Linked DNA regions of Mus musculus: region 2 is linked to region 1. The links are chromatin loops, found by intact Hi-C in ENCODE. Cell type or tissue: heart. All regions are shown on one strand. Links, peaks and the distances in the headings refer to the core of each region. The heading gives the core; the rest is flanking DNA. Region 1 holds the start of Ccnh (cyclin H). Region 2 holds the start of Cox7c (cytochrome c oxidase subunit 7C).

Region 1 (8,938 bases), core at 2,576-7,575:
TCCTCTACCATCATCATGAGATATGCTTTTAAATCCAGGTCTACCTTTTCAGGTGTGTTAGGGTGTCCTGGACTGGGCGAAGTGGGCGTTCTGGGTTCTGATGATGGTGAGTGGTCCTGGTTTCTGTTAGTAGGATTCTTACGTTTACCTTTCGCCATCTGGCTGTCTCTGGAGTTAGTTGTTATAGTTGTCTTTGTTAAGAAATTGTTCCTCTGTTGATTTTTTTACCCTCAATCAGCAGTCGTGGGAGACAAGCTCTCTCCTCTGAGTTTCAGTGGTCAGAGCAGTCTCTGCAGGCAAGCTCTCCTCTTTCGGGGAAGGTGTACAGTTATCTGGTGTTTGGACCTCCTCCTGGCTGAAGGTGAAGGCCCAAAACAGGATCTTTCCCAGAAGCTGTATTGCTTTGGCCAGGAAGGTGGCCGGTTGTCTGGAGTCGAAGATGTCACCGCCTCAGAAGCTCTGTGGCTCTTGCCAGGAAGGTGGCCGGGCGTCTGGGGCCGAAGATGGCGCCGCCACAGAAGCTCTGCGACTCTCGCCCGTCCCTCCCGCCGGCGCCTGTGACACAAACCTCTCAGGCCGGGCAGACCCCCGTGCTCTCCAAGGAGACCTCTTTTACAGCTCTTTTAGAGTAAAGGTCTTTTAGATGATAGTCAACGAAACAACTGTGCTCATTTATTTGTGGTGAATCAAGGGCTATAAAAATGAACCTCGGCAAGTGAAACAGGTTTTTTTTTAGGGTGAAGTTTCATTGACTGGAGTTTAAGGTTCTTAGGATACCTCATTTGCATAGAGAAGCATTCCAGAAAGTTGAACCTGTAATTTCAGCCAACGATTATGTGATATTCCTCAGGTAGAAGATGGGGGTCAGGCTCACCAGATCAGGCAGAGAAGAAGAAGCCCCACTAAGAAAAGGGAATCCTCCATTTTGCTCCGGGCTCGGGAAAGCTGTGAGGACATGATAGACTACATACAGCCTTAGTAGCTAAGTGCAACAGGGTAGGTTTCCAAATGGAAGATTTGGTGGGCAAATTAGACAGGGTTACAGACACCAAACATCATAATAAGTTAGGCCTAACGACCTCTTGAAATGAAGATGTGGTGGCAAGGTTTACCCTTCATTTTAAATAGTCAAAAAAAAAAAAAAAAAAGGGTAACAGTTTTGGGCTATCATACAAAATGAAAGATACTTCCATTTATTTTTTATTAATTACCATATTTTATTATAGTCGTGGAGTCTGAACCCCGTATTTTCTGGGTTGGTCAAGTAAGTGGTCTGCCCCTCATACAGCCATATGTGCTCCATTTTCAGCCCCCCTTTCACTTATTTTGATGTAGAATCGTATGAAATTACCCAGGCTGACCTGAAGTTTTGTCCTCCTGGTTCAGCCTTCTGAGTAGTAGGCCTCATAGACTGTGCTACTTAGGCCCCTTTAGATCAAAGATAATTTCTTTACCTCTTTTCTTTCTTTTCCATTTATTTTGATGTATTTTGGAGAAAGTATTAGCTATAGACATCTCCTTGTTTTTTCTTAGTGGTAACTTAAAATATTGGGGGTAACAATGGAGGAGCTAGAGAAAGTACCCAAGGAGCTGAAGGGGTCTGTACCCCAATAGGTGGAACAACAATATGAACTAACCAGTACCCCCCCCAGAGCTCATGTCTCTAGCTGCATATGTAGCAGAAGATGGCCTAGTCTGCCAGCATTGGGAAGAAAGGCCCCTTGGTCTTGCAAACTTTATATGCCCCAGTACAGGGTAATGCCAGGGCCAAGAAGCAGGAGTGTGTGGGTAGGGGAGCAGGGTGGGGGAGGGTATAGGGGACTTTTGGGATAGCACTTGAAATGTAAATGAAGGAAATATCCAATAAAAAAATTGAAAAATATTGGGGGTAAAAGTAGAAAAGGATTTTAGAATCAATGTTAATTGTATGGTAGAAAAATAAAATTGTAATGGATTTATTGGTTTCACAATATAATTTGTAGGTCTATATTAAAAAATGTTAGAAACCAAATCAGTAGCTAAAGGAATATAGAATCACATCAAACTTTAAAGTACATATTATTTCTGTGAGCTTAAATGTAATTCACTTTCTTTTAAAAACTAAGATTTAGATAGGAGTGTCATGACTGACCTAAACTCATTATATCATGGCCTTTAACTCTTGATCCTCCTGCTTTCTTCCAATGTCCTTACATAGCAGAAGGTGTAGCCCAGATTAAAGGTGTGTACTACCAAGCCTGGATCTGGGACTTGCTTTGTTCCAGGCTGACCTTGAACACAGATTCCTTAGACATTCACCACCATTCCTGGCTTTGTTTATTTATTTTTCTTTAACTTCCTTTATTGTGTGTCACCAAAATCAGAAACTTTGTGTTGATGAAATAAAGGTGGTAAGTTAAGAAAATGTAATCAAGATTCAACTTAAAATACTCTAAATTGGAGATAAGAGGTTGGCCCAGTGGATTAAGCATTTGTCTTTCAACTGTGAGGACCAGAGTTAGGATACACAAAACTCAAGTGAAAACTAGTATGCTTGTTAGCCACCTGTAACCTTGCCCAACACTCTTAATGCAGAGATGGGGAGTATGTAGTCAGCCTAGCAGGAAATGCGGAACTTTGGTTTCATTGAAAGGTGATGCTTCAATTAATACAATGGAGAAAGATTGAAGAAGATACCTAACATCAACTTTGGACTTTTACATGCATGTGACACATGTATACATGCATACATACATGCACACATATACCATACACACACCGACATGCAAAAATTACTCCAAGTTATATAAGTAAAATTGATCCCTTATTCTTCTGGTCCCCTTTTCTTCCTTTCCTGTTGAGAAAACACAATCTTGAATTCTTTTAATTTTCTCCTTGTCCTAGGGTTTCTAGGATAAAACTTTAAGAAATGGGAAAATTTCCCCAAAGCAAGAAAAGAATTCCCAGCACTATGTGTGCTCTTGCAGATATCTTTTTTTCATTATTTGCATTTCAAATGTTTTCCCCTTTCCAGGTCTCCCCATTCGGAACCCACCTATCACATCCCCCCCTTCTCCTGTCTCTATAAAGGTGCTCTTCTACCCACCCACCCACCCACCCACTCCTGTCTTCTCATCCTCACATTCCCCTACATTGTGACAACCCAGATGTCCCTCAACAGAGGAATGAATATGGAAAATGTGGTACATTTACACAATGGAGTACTACTCAGATACTAAAAACGATGAGTTCATGAAATTCTTAGGCAAATGGATAGAACTTGAAAATATCATCCTGAGTGAGGTAACTCAGTCACAAAAGAACATACAAGGTATGTACTCACTGATAAGTGTATATTAGCCCAAAAGTTTAGAATAACCAAGATTCATTTCACAGACCATAGGAAGCCTAAGAAGAAGGAAGACCAAAATGTGGATGCTTCAGTGCTTCTTAGAAGGGTGAACAAATTACTCACAGAAGGAAATATGTAGACAAAGTGTGGAGAAAGACTGAAGGGAATGCCATCGAGATAGAGACTGACTGACTTGGGGATACATCACATATACAGCCAGCAAACCCAGCCCCTATTGTGAGTGCTGGGAAGTGCTTGCTGATGAAAGCCTGATATGGCTGTCTCCTGAGATGCTCTTCCAGAGGCAGATGCTTGCAGCCAACCACTGGACTTAGCTCAGGGGTCCCCTGTGGAGGAGTTGGAGAAAGGACTGAAGGAGCTGATGGGGGGTTGCAGCCCCATGGAGGGAGCAAGTGTCAACAGGCCAGACCTCCTGGAGCTCCTGGGGACTGGACCACCAACTAAAGAGTACACATTGATTGACCCACGGTGCTGGCCTCATATGTGGCAGAGGACGGTCTTGCAGGTAACTTTAGTGAAGTACATAAAACCTTTCTTTGAAGACCAAGAGGCAATAAATGCTCTGTAAAGCCAGATCTTTGATTACAACTCTTGGATTACAAGTTATATTGGTGCTCAAAAAACTTAGTCTGTCTACAAATAGTACATAGCACAGTTTAAGAACTGCTGTACAAAGACATTTGTGTTTATTTTTTTAAAAAGCACTGAAAAATTTCCAGTTAATAATTTATGTCTTGGTGGTGTCCAATGAAACAGTAGTATCTTTGTCATTGAGCTGTTAATTTACTTGTTCCTTTTCTAGGAAGACTAGAATGCATTTTGTTTGAATAATCTCCAATTAGATGCAGCAAAATGTGGCCTAAAGATTATGTAAAGAGGGCATTGATGCATGGCTGTGTTTCCAGAATTTGAGAGGCTTAGGCAGGAGGATCATAAATTTGAAACCACCATGAACTAAATATGGATTTCTAGTATATAATGAGACAATAAGGAGCTGAGAAAGGCAGGAAAAATGAGAGGAAACTCTACTGCACAAATTATGGCAGTGGGGGGATTGCTTTGTGCTCTCCCTGTTGGTATCAGGACCTCTGAAACTCGTGACATCATGTAGGCGAGACCCACAGACCTGTTGCCAAGACAATAGCCACCATATTCCCAGAATCCATTGTGCTCACCTCCCACTTTTACCTATAACCACGTCACCATCCATATATATACATACATACATATATATGTGTGTGTGTGTGTGTATGTGTGGTTAAGAGCACTGACTGTGTCATCCATATGAACTGGGTTCAATTCCCAGCACCCACAGGGCAGTTCATAACTGTCTGAAACTCCCATTCCAAGGGATCTGAAGCTGTCACACAGATATACATTCAGGCAAAACACCAATGGGCATAAAATAAAAATAAAAAATAAAGAAATGAAGGCTTATGGTTCTTTGTGCCCAGGCGTCCTCTGGAACCTGGATCCCTGCGGCCACGCCCACTTTCTGACCCTCCTGGGTCACGCCCTTCAGACTCCTCCCCAAAGCCTGGGAGCCCCGAGGCTCCGCCCTCCCTCGTTGCGGAACACCTCCCACCGGCTCCGGAAACTCCAGAGCAGACGCTGGCACGTGACCGGGACGTCACGCACGCGTCCGCGGTCTGGGCGGGGGCGGGGGTTCGCGCGTTGGCCGTCGCTCGTGGTCGCTGTCTCTCGGAGTGTCGCTGTTTTTGTCGCGGCCCTGCGGCCCGTGAGGGCTACAGCATGTATCACAGCAGCAGCCAGAAACGGCACTGGACCTTCGCTAGCGAGGAGCAGCTGGCGCGCCTGCGGGCGGACGCCAACCGCAAATTCAAGTGCAAAGCTGTGGCTAACGGGAAGGTGAGGTCCCCGCGAGCCAGCCCCTGTGCCCACCCTAAACCTGGGACCTCTCCTGAAGTCCCGCTTTGCCTGCAGGCTGGAAGCCTGTAGAGCGCTCGCCTGGCTGTGTCAGTGCAGACAGGGACTGACGCGACAGCCAAGTCCGGGGCTGGCGGTGGCAGAGGTCTGAGTGACATCCTGGGGACTGGCAAGAGCCTTGGAAGAGTGCGGACTTAGTGCGGGACTCGAACTGGTCACTTGTCCTGCAGGATGTCACGACAAATCATTCTCTGTAGATGGCAGGAGGGAGGGCACACACATAGGCTGGTGTCTAGTGGAAAGTCAGACTGGCAGGCAAGTGCCTGGAGTGCTGGTGGTCACTCATGGATGAAGCTGTACCTCTGCAGCAGTGGTTGAAGAACGTGCACAAGCAACTTTGTAAGCGGAAGTGTAAGGCGGTTGAAATTCTTGCCAAAACTGAAAGGAACTTTTCAAAGACTTGAAATGGGGGGATGATGGCTTGTTGGATCTGCTTTCCAGAAACAACCTTCACACAGAAGGTTGTACAAGGAAAGAAAATAGTTGACACAAGTAATGCGTGTTCTATGGGCCTCTATCCAGGTCTTCCTACAACTCTCCCATTCATTTCTGTGTACGGCCCTGGATAACTTTATAGTAGCTTCTACAAATTTCAGGCAAATAAAATTTGTACCAACAAAACAGGTAGACAATGAACTGAGTTATTTTAATTTTGGTGACATATGGATTTACTGCAAAAGCTACTTTGGGAGAGTTCCAACCCATGAAAATATGTATTTTTTTTTTAATTTACAAATAATGGTATCAAACCTGGGAGTGAATTGACACATACTCTGTCATGACTGTTTAAAAATGTCCAGCTGACAGTTTGAGAACTTGTAAAATGAAAGCCTAGATTCAGTTTATTGATTTTTGCTTATTCTTCTCCTAGATATTTTGCTTGATGCTTAGTAAACTTAACAAAGAGAGAAAGCTTCAGGTCTATTTTTTGTTGGTGGTATAAGTCCAATTTAAGCAGGACAGATAAGACGGTCTTACAATGAATTCACTGACCTTACATTGAAATGTCTGCTCTGTCTAAAGGTTCTTCCAAATGATCCAGTGTTTCTGGAGCCTCATGAAGAATTGACACTTTGCAAGTACTATGAAAAAAGATTATTGGAATTCTGTTCAGTGTTTAAACCAGCTATGCCACGGTCTGTTGTGGTAAGTGATGGGAGAGAAGAATATGCTTGTTAGCTGGCTTGAGAGAATTGAACTAGACTTTTCCCTTCTTTTTCCTCCATAATTTTTTTTTCACATTATATCCCAATAGCACACCACCTCTTCTCATTCCTGCCGTTTGCAAATTCTTCTGACCAATACTCCCTTCCCTTCTCAGAGAAGGGGAAGCCCCTCCTCCTTTGGGTACCACCCTGCCTTGTGACATCTAGCCCCAGAAGGACTAAGCATCTCTACCACTGAGGCCCAACAAGTCATTCTGGTTGGGAAAGGGGATCCAATGGCAAGCAACAGAGTCAGAGACAGCCCCTGTTCCAGATGTTAGGGGACCCATATGAAGACCAAGCTGCACATGTGGTACAAATGTGGAGGGTTGGGGAGCTAGATCCAGCCCTCTTTGGTGGTTCAGTCTCTGTGAGCCCCATGGGCCCAGATTAGTTGGCTCCGTAGACCCTCCTATGGAGTCCTTTACAACTCTGGCCTGCTCAATTCCACCACTCTTCCATAAAACTCCCCAAGCTCTTCTTGATGTCTGGCTCTGGGTCTCTGCAGCTGTTTCCATCTGTTGCTAGATGAGGCCTCTCAGGAGACAGTTATGCTAGGTTCCTATCTGCAAGAACAGCAGAGTATCAGTAATAGTGTCGGGTTGGCTCTTTCCCATGGAATGGGTCTCAAATTGAGCCAGTCATTGGTTGGCCTTTCACTTGAGGTTGCTTCCAGTTTCTGGCTATTATGAATAAAGCTGCTGTGAACACAGTTGAGCAAGTGTCCCTGTGGTATAGTGGTGCATCCTTTGGGTATATGCCGGGAAGTGGTATTGCTGGGTCTTAAGGTAGAACTAATCCTGATTTTCTGAAAATCTGCCAAACTGATATCCAAAGTGTTTGTACAAGTTTGCACTCTCACCAGCAAAGGAGGAGTGTTCCCTTTGCTCCACATCATCACCAGTATGTGGCTGGTGACTGTCACTTCAGTTTTGTTTGTTTGTTTGTTTGGTTTTGTTTTTTGGCGAGACAGGGTTTCTCTGTATAGCTGTGGCCGTCTTAGAACTCACTTTGTAGACCAGGCTGACCTCGAACTCAGAAATCGGCCTGCCTCTGCCTCCCAAGTGTTGGGATTAAAGGTGTGCACCACCACTGCCCGGCTCAGTTTTTGATCTTAGTCATTCTAATGGGTGTAAGAAGGAATCTCAGAATCTTTTTGATTTGCATTTCCCTGATGACTAAAGATGTTGAACATTTCTTTCAGTGCTTCTCCGCTATTTGAGATTTCTTTGTTGGGAATTCTCTGTTTAGCTCTATACCCCATTTTTAATTGGTTTAGTTGATTTTTTTCATGTCTAATTTTTGAGTTCTTTATATGTTTTGGATATTAGTCCTCTGTCGGACAATCCTGTACAATAAAAGAATTTCTGGAGGTATGACCCTCCCTGATTTCAAGCTATACTACAGAGCAATAGTAATAAAAACTGCATGGTATTAGAATAAAAACAGACAGGTTGATCAATGGAATAGAATCAAAGACCCAGAAATAAACCCACATACCTATGAACACTTGATATTTGACAAAAAAGCCAAAACCATGCAATGGGGGAAAAAAGCATCTTCCAACAAATGGTGCTGGTCTAAGTGGCTGTCTGCAAATAGACTCATATATATTACCCTGCACTAAACTCATGTGCAGATGGGGTAAAGAAAGTAGGGAACTGCTTGCACTCATTGGCACAGGAGACAAATTCCTGAGTTCCTTAGCTTAGGCATTATGATCAAAGGTTAATAAATGGGACTTCATGAAATAGGAAAGCTTTTGCATGGCTAAGGACACCATCAGTAGGAAAAAATGGAAGCCTACAGAAAGGAAAAAGATCTTTTATTCTTTACAAGTAGCAAAATGGTATTTACGTTAGAGTTATCTTTGAGGTTAAAGTAGTTCCTAACTGCAGACTAAATAGGACCCAAACTATTTGGCAGACTATAATAGAAAAAAAAAAATCTAGTAGTTTATTTCTTCTCACAGTGTGGCTCAATACAGGCCATCTCATCAGAAAATGGCTCTCTTGCCATGACTAGAATCCTAGACTCCTCCCCTCTGGTGACTCTTGGAGTGCCTAGCCTGGTAATCCTCTGCTTCTGGCTGGACTGGGCTGAAACTGAGGGGAAGGCGTAGTTGCTCCATGAATCTTGGGCTGAAAAGTGAGTCATTGCACTAACTTTGTTAGCCATACCAGACAAAAGCAAGACTGAAATGTGGCCTCTCTCCAGATGCTTAGTTCTCTGGATCAAGGTGTGAATCTTAATGTACGTTAGCCACCATAACATGCTTACATGAAAGTTGTATATGAATCAGTCACATTTTTTTAAATACTGGTATTTTCATACTTGTATCAGTATAATGAATGTGAGAAAAATTAATTTTGTAAAAATTTTAAAGGCCTAATTCATAGTTGCTATATTTTAAGAGGAAGGGCATCTCCTGGGT
Region 2 (8,938 bases), core at 2,421-7,420, 860 kb after region 1:
ACCCACTTTGAAAGCCCAAGGCTATTTACCCGCCCTTGTTCAGAATCCTATTTACACAGAGAATGTTTAAGAGGTTTTTCCTATCTCTGATTTAGTCTGTTCTGCTTCCTTAGATGTAATAAGAGATACAGTTACTTTAAGTTGGAAATGGCCTTGGGGATCTATTTACCACATTCTGTGTTGCAGAAATAGAGATGTAGAGAAGCTTATCTTTTACAATGTGTTTTTTGCTCCCTCCATATATTTAATAAAGAGCTCTGCTCACTACTGTCTCTCAGGGACCTAGGCTGGTTGGGGCCTAATTCCTGAATCAGGAAGCTGAATAGTGCATTGCCTTTCAACAGCCTGTATTTAAATACCAGTTTTGTTCTTATTTTTCCTTTGCCAAAACAAAGGTAGAGTTTGCTTCTCCCATATTTATACGAAGTCCTATGGACCTGTAAGTCAGGGAACGATCAGGTTGCTTGTATTCATATTTAAATATGAACTCAAGTCTATCCCAAATCAGCTTTGTCTTATTCTAAAAATCCTTCACTTTATTAACATAGATTGCAGGTTTTTCTTCCTTTTTTTACATAAATTATGAGAACAAATGATCATTTGCTAATATACCAAAATTTTAAGATTTTGATGTGGTGACAGCTAACATCTTAAGAAATTCAGTTATGAGAATACCCAAGGCACTCATTTTAATTTTAAAATTTTGTATACATGTATATACAGTGTGGATACATATACAAAGGTCACAGGACATTTGGTGTCTTCCATTGCACTCTTGGCTCTTTGCTTTGAGAGTACTCTACCATGTCTTTTGGTTGGCCTGGTTAATCAGAGAGCCTCAGTGATGCCCTGGTGTCTTAAGCTCTAGTTTCTTTTCTTAGAATAATATAAATCTGTCTTTAGTCTGCCAAAAACATAAATCAGTATTTTCCCATTATCAGTGAAGTTTGGGCAAAGAAATTGAATAAACCATGCACTCCTTGAGAATTACATTTTGGTACAAATCCTACCTTTGTGTTCCCACATTTGAATTATTTCAATATATTCATATTTGGGAGACCCTAGTTCAGTTTTAGGGGACATTTTTACTTATTGTACACTGAAACATGCAAGCTGTGAATTTGACTTTTACGGGAATATCACCTCTGGTTCTGAATCTCGTAAGATGTTCATTCACTACTTACTAGATTACAGATGAAATACATGAACAAGCCTCTTTAATCTCAAAAGATGACAAATTTGTATGGAAAACCTGCATATTGAAATGAATTTTAATGCCTGGTTAATTATAAAACTTTTGATAGAGTTGGAGACAATGTCCAGTGTTTTGGATTATGAAAGGCCTCAATAGAGACAATCTAAAGATGATATCTGAATGAATACATGACAAGATATGAGTGTGAGGTTGAAATTACTTAGATGTGACTATATACCACTGTTCATACTGGAGTTTTACTGGAGGATAGAGTATTTGAAAGTGCACTATATCCCATTAAGACATGTTAAGGCTTAAATATGAACTATAGCTCAGACAGGCAGGTGTTTGTTGTAAATACCCCTTGAACAACAGTTCTAGGACCATCATCAGTACATTCATTTAGTTGTCTATACCGTCAGTTTTCTATACTCAAATCCCAGAAAAGTTTTCATTTTTGCATATGGATGAATGCAGGTGTCAAGACCTTGAGATGTCTTTAACAGAACTTGAGATTAAAAGATAAAATGTAAGCTGGCTTCCCCATGTGCTTAAGAGGTCTATTCTCTGGCCAGTATTCTTCCCTCCATGGCTTTGAATGGATTCTGGGAATCTCTTGATTGCGTGCCAGCCCACACATTTTATCATTATCACAAGCAAGTAGTCTTCATACTCATAAATTTTAAAAGAAATATGAAGAGGCCCTTGCTAATATGGAGTTTGGTCTGTATATTTTAGCCATACGTGCCTTTATGTCAAACCCACATTCCTTCTATTCTTCCAGACTACCTGCCCAGCTTAATGCCTGTGCTATGGAGCCTTGAGAACTGCAAAAGGTCTATTTACTTGTTTCTAAGGAAATGCATTTATTTTTTCTGAAGTCAACTTAATTATTAAAACCATTTTTAGTAGCAATTATACTAACAACAAGCCTATGTGAACTTAATAATGATAAGTTACTGACTATACCCTATGATCCCTCTTGGGTAAGTTATTTTTTTTCAAATATAGCTGTAAATGCTATTATACACTTTGGAGGCTAGACAGTGATTGCACTATGCATTAAGCTTGTATCACATCAGCTAAAGTCTTTAACTGTTCAAGCCATGAATCCTTTCAGTTATGTATGAATTCTTTCTTGCAATTGTCCTGTAGGCATACTAAGTGTTCAATCATTTTAAGAATGCAGCAATCTATTTTCACATACTTACTGTTTTTATTTTAAATACTATTATGGTTCAAAAACAGTGATAACACCCTTTCATCAAAACCTCTGGTATTTTTTTCTATTTTTCCACCATTGGTGGTATTCCAAGAGTGACACTAGGGTCTAGCATATTCAGTTGCTACCTTTCCCTGCCAACAAGTAATCCTTAGAAAGTCTACTATGGCATTTCAAGTGTTAAGTAGTGTTTCATTGCTAACAAATACTCACTGAGAGAATTACTAATGGGAACTTTCACTTACCTCCCATATACGATACTCCTGAAAAAATATTTGTCCTATATGCTGTTATATTCCCTTGGAATTATTTTAATACTGTTCTAAGGAAGACTTATTGGTTAGCAGTACTCTCAAATACAAAACCTTCAATTTTAGGTTATAAATCTAGAAAGAAAATAGTCAAAGTACCCAATTCACTAGAACTTATTGATTCTTCACATGATTAATCACTGAGAAACCTATCTCCAAAGGCTACTTTTAAATTTAAGTTAGGATGAGTATGTATATTCAAATTGTTACTACATGTTCCCAATTTAAAAAACAAGTTAATGACACCCAGTAATTTAAGATTATAATAAAGTCTAAATCATATGCAACTGTGTTTTATGCATATGCATTCTCATTTGGGACATGTGTGAGCTTGCAAATAGAAATCCAACGTTACCTCAGGTATCTTCCTCTACTGCCTTCTAAAGCAAAGTCTTTTGTTGAACCCAGAGTTCAGTGTTAATCCTAGTTAGCTTAGCAAACCAGCTTGACCAGAGATTTTATGCCTCTTGGGTGTTGGGATCAAAAGCAGGCTATTTTGCTTGCCAGCTCTTGATCAGGGTACTCAAGGATATCAAAGCAGGCCTTATAAGCAGGTCCTGAAAGCATGTCATGCACTGACCCGTCACCCCAACTCTCATATATAGTTCTCATCAAACAAAAGTAATAACTATCACATTCCTTATTGCAGAGACGAGGCATTGAATCTTTATGTCATTAGTTTATTTACAATTTTTTCTAGTATAAGAGTTCAAGAGTTTAATCCAATTTTCAGATCATCTCTTAAACTTTCTTCATTCTGCAAAATAAAAACAAAATGGCATTAGAAGCCCGACTTTACAAGTTACAGCAATTTCATATCATCTATCAATTTGATGATACATCAGAAAGCGTTTACAGTATCATTTTATTCATACTGATTTGCTTCATCACATGTACCAAAATTTTCATGAATTATGCTAAATAAACACATATGTATATGAAGGGATCTAGGCTACCACTATGCAACATGTCTATGGAGAAACTTATTAAGTTTTTCAACCTCAGCAGACCAACTGATATACCAACTTTAATACCATAAAATAGATAACTAGGAGTGGTAGAAATGAAAAGAACACTGGAACATTTCAGGGTTTCTTTCCCATCAACTTTGTAGATGTCAATACCATTTGGTAATGTCAAAGGTTGGCTATCCTTAGTGCACTTTTGTCGCTGAAGATTCAATTATTTCTGTAGAAGACACAACACTGATTTATGAAGTGTGATTCATAGAACAAGATTATCCTCTGTAGGAACCCTACACTAGTGCTACTAGCTATTGAAACTCAATCAATTATCTCTGTGTCTTCAATGGGGTTTTAATACTACTTATCTTAGAGGTGTGTTGCATAATATATATTCAGATTATTGGGGTCAAGGAGTACTTGTAAAATACTGACCTTTACTGATCAATACTTTATTTTTTTAATAGGTTTTCCAAATTGCCTCTACCAATATGACATTTACACTTAACCTTAAGGAATCTGGAGACAACTATCTACTTGCATGTTGTGGAAGAGTGTATAGGGTATAGAACAGAAATTACTGTTTTAGGAAAATTAGAAGCTTACTAATTACCTGTTAAAGGGATGAATTAAATATCCTTATTTTTTAAGTAGCTGGTGTCTTACTATAAAGAAAGGTGCGGCAAACCCAGATCCAAAGTACACGGTCATCATAGCCAGCAACCGCCACTTGTTTTCCACTGAAAATGGCAAATTCTGTTGAGAAAGAGAGAACACGGCAAAAAACATTCGTTCAAAGCATCTGAACTTGCTCTAATAAAAGGGTCGGGAGCAACCACGTATTTTATAATCAGCTGCATTCGACAGAACATTTTCATTTTAATTTAACACGCAGGTTTTCTGAATACCAGTTGGTAGGCCCTATTAAGTGTAAGGGTCTTTTTGGTTTTAATATTTGAAAAAAAAATTACTCTCCGAAGTAGTAACTTTTAGAAACAAACACATCATTCTCGTCCGTTGTTATTCGAATTTTCAGTATCAATCACAGTACAATTTTCTCTTTTTCCTATTCCACATCCTCTCTCTTCCCTTTACCAGGCTTCACCTAACAATTCCGGGGCAGTCACCACTAAGTACTCCGTTTACTTACACTGGGGGCTAAACCGGGCCTAACCGAGGATCGCCGCTTCAAACGTGGCTTGCTGGTTTAAAGCGCTAATAACCAGCCACAGGCCCTCTTCTTTTGTTTCCAATGACCTTCAATCTCCGACGCCGCCCAGCTCCCACCGAACCTTCCAGGCCTCGCTCTGCGGCTGACAGGCGGCGTGGAGGCAGCGGCTAGGCGCCGTGCTTCCCAGTTCTCCCCGGGGTGTGGACTGAGGGGCCTGAGTGTCTCCCCGAGCTCCTGGACAGTCACTTCCCTCCCCACACGCTCCAGGCCGGCCGCCGAGCGTCACCTTGCCCCTAGGCAGCCGAGCCTCACTCACCTTCCCCGGACCCTCCTCATAGTGGCTGCGACGGACCACGGAGGTCGTGAACCTCCGGATACTCTGGCCCAACATGTCGCTGCTGGAAGTTCTGCGAGGGCCGCAGACACGGAAGGCGGAAGAAATGGCCGTACCACCTAACTCCCCTTTCTACACGACCTTGCTCGGCAGAGCGCGAAGACCGAAAGGGAAGATGGGAGTTACAACAGGAACTTCCTGAAACGTACTCAACCGGCGGGCTCTGAGGTTTGTGGGCTTTGTAGTTTAGATAATACCGGGCGCCATATCGGCTCCGATGGATTGTGGGAAATGTAGTCTGGCTCTAGAATGAGCGCGCACCAGCACCAAGTGATAACTTACCTTTAGTGATTCAATGGGACCTGAGCTGTCCTATGAGTTCAGATCTAGGATTCTTGGGATTTGTTTCCAGAAACAATTTATTGAAGAAACTAAAGCTGCTTTAACATGTGTGTTCAAGTTAATGGAACAAGAAATAAAATTATTTTCTTGTGAGTATATCAGTCATTTTGATTATGGTTCTTTGCCAAGGTTGAAAGATGTGCATTATAGTCCTGTCTGAGGGAACACAAGCAACTGATCAAACAGTATGTAGCACAAAGGATGCCGTAGTGAAAACTGGACTGAAGTGCTAAGACCTGGTTTTTTTGAAGGTATAGAAATTGGATATAAGAGGACATACAGATAGAAACTCCTATGCGCAGCATGATTAGGTTGGAGAAGACACAAGAACCTTCTGACTTCTGGAGATTCCCTGGATTAGGAATTGGTTTATTCCTGCTGAACATAACAGTTTCATGGAGCATCAACATTAGCCAAGGCTACTAGACACTCGTAGATTATTGTTTTTTTTTTAAATTGGATAATTTCTTTATTTGCATTTCAAATGTTATTCCCTTTACCAATCCCCCCCCAAACTCCCTATCCCATCCCACCTTTTGTGAGAATATCGTTTGAAAAGGGGGTCACTGTGTGTATCTCTAAATATATAAATATAACCTTTTCAGTCTGTATAATATTACTTATGTATGTAACAATACCGGATGAAATGAAGAAACCATGAATTTGAAAGAGAACACAAGGCAGGGTACATGAAAGGGGTTGGAGGGAGAAAAGAGAAATGGAGAAATGCTGTAATCATATTATAATTAAAAATTATAATTTTTAGAAGAACACCACATAGACTTGTTAAATTAAGATTAGTCTAAATATGGTTCATATTTGATGATAAAATTTGGCTGAAACTATATCCTAAGAGATGTGTAAAAATATTTCATTCAAGCTACTAAGGCTCAGAAAGTAACAGGAGTTAAGCAAATCACAGGACTACATTCTGTCATCTAGCTCTCAGTCTGTCAGTCTGTTGGTTTGTCTATCTATCTATCTATCTATCTATCTATCTATCTATCTATCTATCATCTATCTGTCATCTACATATTTATGAATCTGCCTGTTAAACATAGTTGCAAATTCTATCACAAGTGTAGGCCATCCTTACCTAATCTAGATGACTCTCTTGGACTCTCTGTGAGTATTGTCATTAAAAGAGTAAGGCAGAAAGTATCAGTGTGCCATTGTCTTGCCCATATATAACAGTAAGAGAGATGAAAGGAGGTGGGGAGGGAGATTAGTTCCTCTCCTAACTTTTGGAGTGGGGGGTATGGGGAGAGAGAGGGGGGGAGAGAGAGAGAGAGAGAGAGAGAGAGAGAGAGAGAGAGAGAGAGAGAGAGAGAGAGAGAGAGAGAATTTCATTTTTAAAATATTTTTATTAGATATTTTCTTCATTTACATTTCAAATGCTATCCCGAAAGTCTCCTATACTCTACCCCCTGCCCTGCTCCCCTACCCACCCACTCCCACTTCTTGGCCCTGGTGTTCCCCTGTACTGGGGCATATAAAGTTTGCAAGACCAAGGGGCCAAGATATTTTATTTTATCCATTTTATCTGATGGTTTGCCTTTGTGTATGCATGCATTAAAACTTGATTCTTTGACAGGAGTAGCAAGCACTCTTAAACTTTCTCTTCAGTCCCCTCTTAAATTTTTAGAAGAGATTTGTTCTGTCCTTTTTCATATTAAAAGATTTGTAACAATACTTATGTTTATTCTATTAGAATTCTATACATGTATACAATTTATTTTGATGTCTATGCCCTCCCTCCAACTCTCTTTGTACATCCTACAATGTGTGCCCCTCCCAACTTTATGCCTTCTTTGTTTAAGATATCTCACTGAGTACATTTAGTATTGCTCACATGGAAGTGTAAATGGGTTTTTAGCCATCTACTTGGCAAAGAAACCCACCAATGGTGACACGTTCTAGGGAAAATTGACCCTTCTTCCGCCAGTAGCCATCAACTGTTAATTGCTCCTCAGAGCTAGGTTTTGTGACTGGACCACCACCCCTATGCTAGATTTTGACTAGTTTAATCTTTTCTCAGGTATGTGCAAATAACCTTATCTACTGTGAATATGCAAGTGCAGTGGTAATGCTATGCCCAGAAGAAAACATTTCAAAGTACTCCTCCCCATCCTCCTGTTCTTACATTCTTTCCACCCTGTCTTCCTTGATGTTCCCTGAGGCTTGGAGGAGAAGGTCGTGTAAAGGTTCCATTTAGGCCTGAACATTCATGCTTGTTCTCTGTGTTTTGAATTGTTATAAATCTGTACTGACTAGTGCCTACTGCAGAAAGACTTATTTCACCAAGGCTGACAGCAGCACATATCTATTTGTATAAAAACAAATATTCAGAAGAGAGTTCAACAGCATTGCTATTTAGCAAAAGTAACAACAGCAGTCCCCTGTCATCCATCTCTAGGGCCTATAGTCTCCAGACTATAAATAGGGAGTACTTTTTTATTCTTAATTCTACCTTTTAGTCTACTATAAATAATGTTACCTGTAGACTTAACTATCATTGATTCTAATTTACATCAGTGAATCTTCTCTGTGATTCACACAGGCCAATGGCTAGAATTAGCTCAGAACTGAAGCAGATCTAGCATAGTTACACAAATTATTTTCATAAGAATTGTGGAGTAGCCTTCTTGGGACCTCTGTCCCTGGGAAAGGATGGCAGAAATTGGAATGTACCAGTGTCCTTTCCAGATGTGACAATATCGAGAACTGTCTTTCTTACCTCTTAAAACCCTAAGTTCTTCCTCTACTTAAAAGCCTCCTGGGAAGTTCCTTAGAGTCCACAAAAGGGGAGGACATTCATGGAATATGCAAATAATTGTAACCATCTTGTCCCCAGAGCTCAGACCCACTACCAGCTTGACCAGCAGTACCTGGCACGGAAAAGCCTCTTCCAAAAATTTTAGGCATAAATATGTGATCTATACTAATATGGTTATGCTTGCAAACAAGTAACAGTTATGGGGGATATTTAGAGTTAATAAATTATTACCTAGGTCTAACAATTACTTGAGACTTCATCAAGCAATTGATGGGAACAGATGGAGAGTACCAAAGACAAACACTAGGTTGAACTTCAGAGACCTGTGAAGGAGGCGAATGAAGGACAGGTGGAGCCACAGGGGTCAGGGACACATGAAGAGAACATGGTCCTCAGAATCAACTGACAGGGACTTACGGGAACTCAAAGAGATCCGGGAGCCAGTAGAGATCTAACCTAGGTCCTCTTCATATATTTTATGTCGGAGTAGTTTGGTGTGGTGGTTTGAATACACATGGCCCAGGGAGTGACACTATTAAGAAGTGTCATTTTGTTGGAATAGGTA

Evidence for each region. A loop is a pair of places that touch in the nucleus more often than their neighbours do. Peaks named below come from ENCODE experiments on the same cell type or tissue, not always from the same donor. Only the 100,000 strongest peaks of a DNase experiment are listed, where the experiment ranks them.
Region 2: a loop joins it to region 1, with 8 times the contacts of the local background. A loop is called at or near these places in 7 of 42 quality-filtered maps.

The regions. Positions count from the first base shown.
Region 1 is chr13:85,184,432-85,193,369 of GRCm38, forward strand. It overlaps Ccnh (cyclin H), which reads left to right and starts at 4,954. Exons shown (of 9, transcript NM_023243.6): 1 at 4,954-5,221; 2 at 6,323-6,445. The coding sequence starts at 5,105. In heart, for the core only: a CTCF peak has its summit at 5,062; a DNase peak (open chromatin) is centred at 4,940; H3K4me3 peaks cover 1,528 bases; H3K27ac peaks cover 1,131 bases.
Region 2 is chr13:86,041,424-86,050,361 of GRCm38, forward strand. It overlaps Cox7c (cytochrome c oxidase subunit 7C), which reads right to left and starts at 5,372. Exons shown (of 3, transcript NM_007749.3): 1 at 5,178-5,372; 2 at 4,304-4,446; 3 at 3,375-3,485. The coding sequence starts at 5,252. The coding sequence ends at 4,330. It overlaps Gm22574 (a small nucleolar RNA gene), which reads right to left and starts at 3,625; the gene lies at 3,566-3,625. In heart, for the core only: no CTCF peak of the experiment used is centred there; a DNase peak (open chromatin) is centred at 5,408; H3K4me3 peaks cover 1,953 bases; H3K27ac peaks cover 1,398 bases.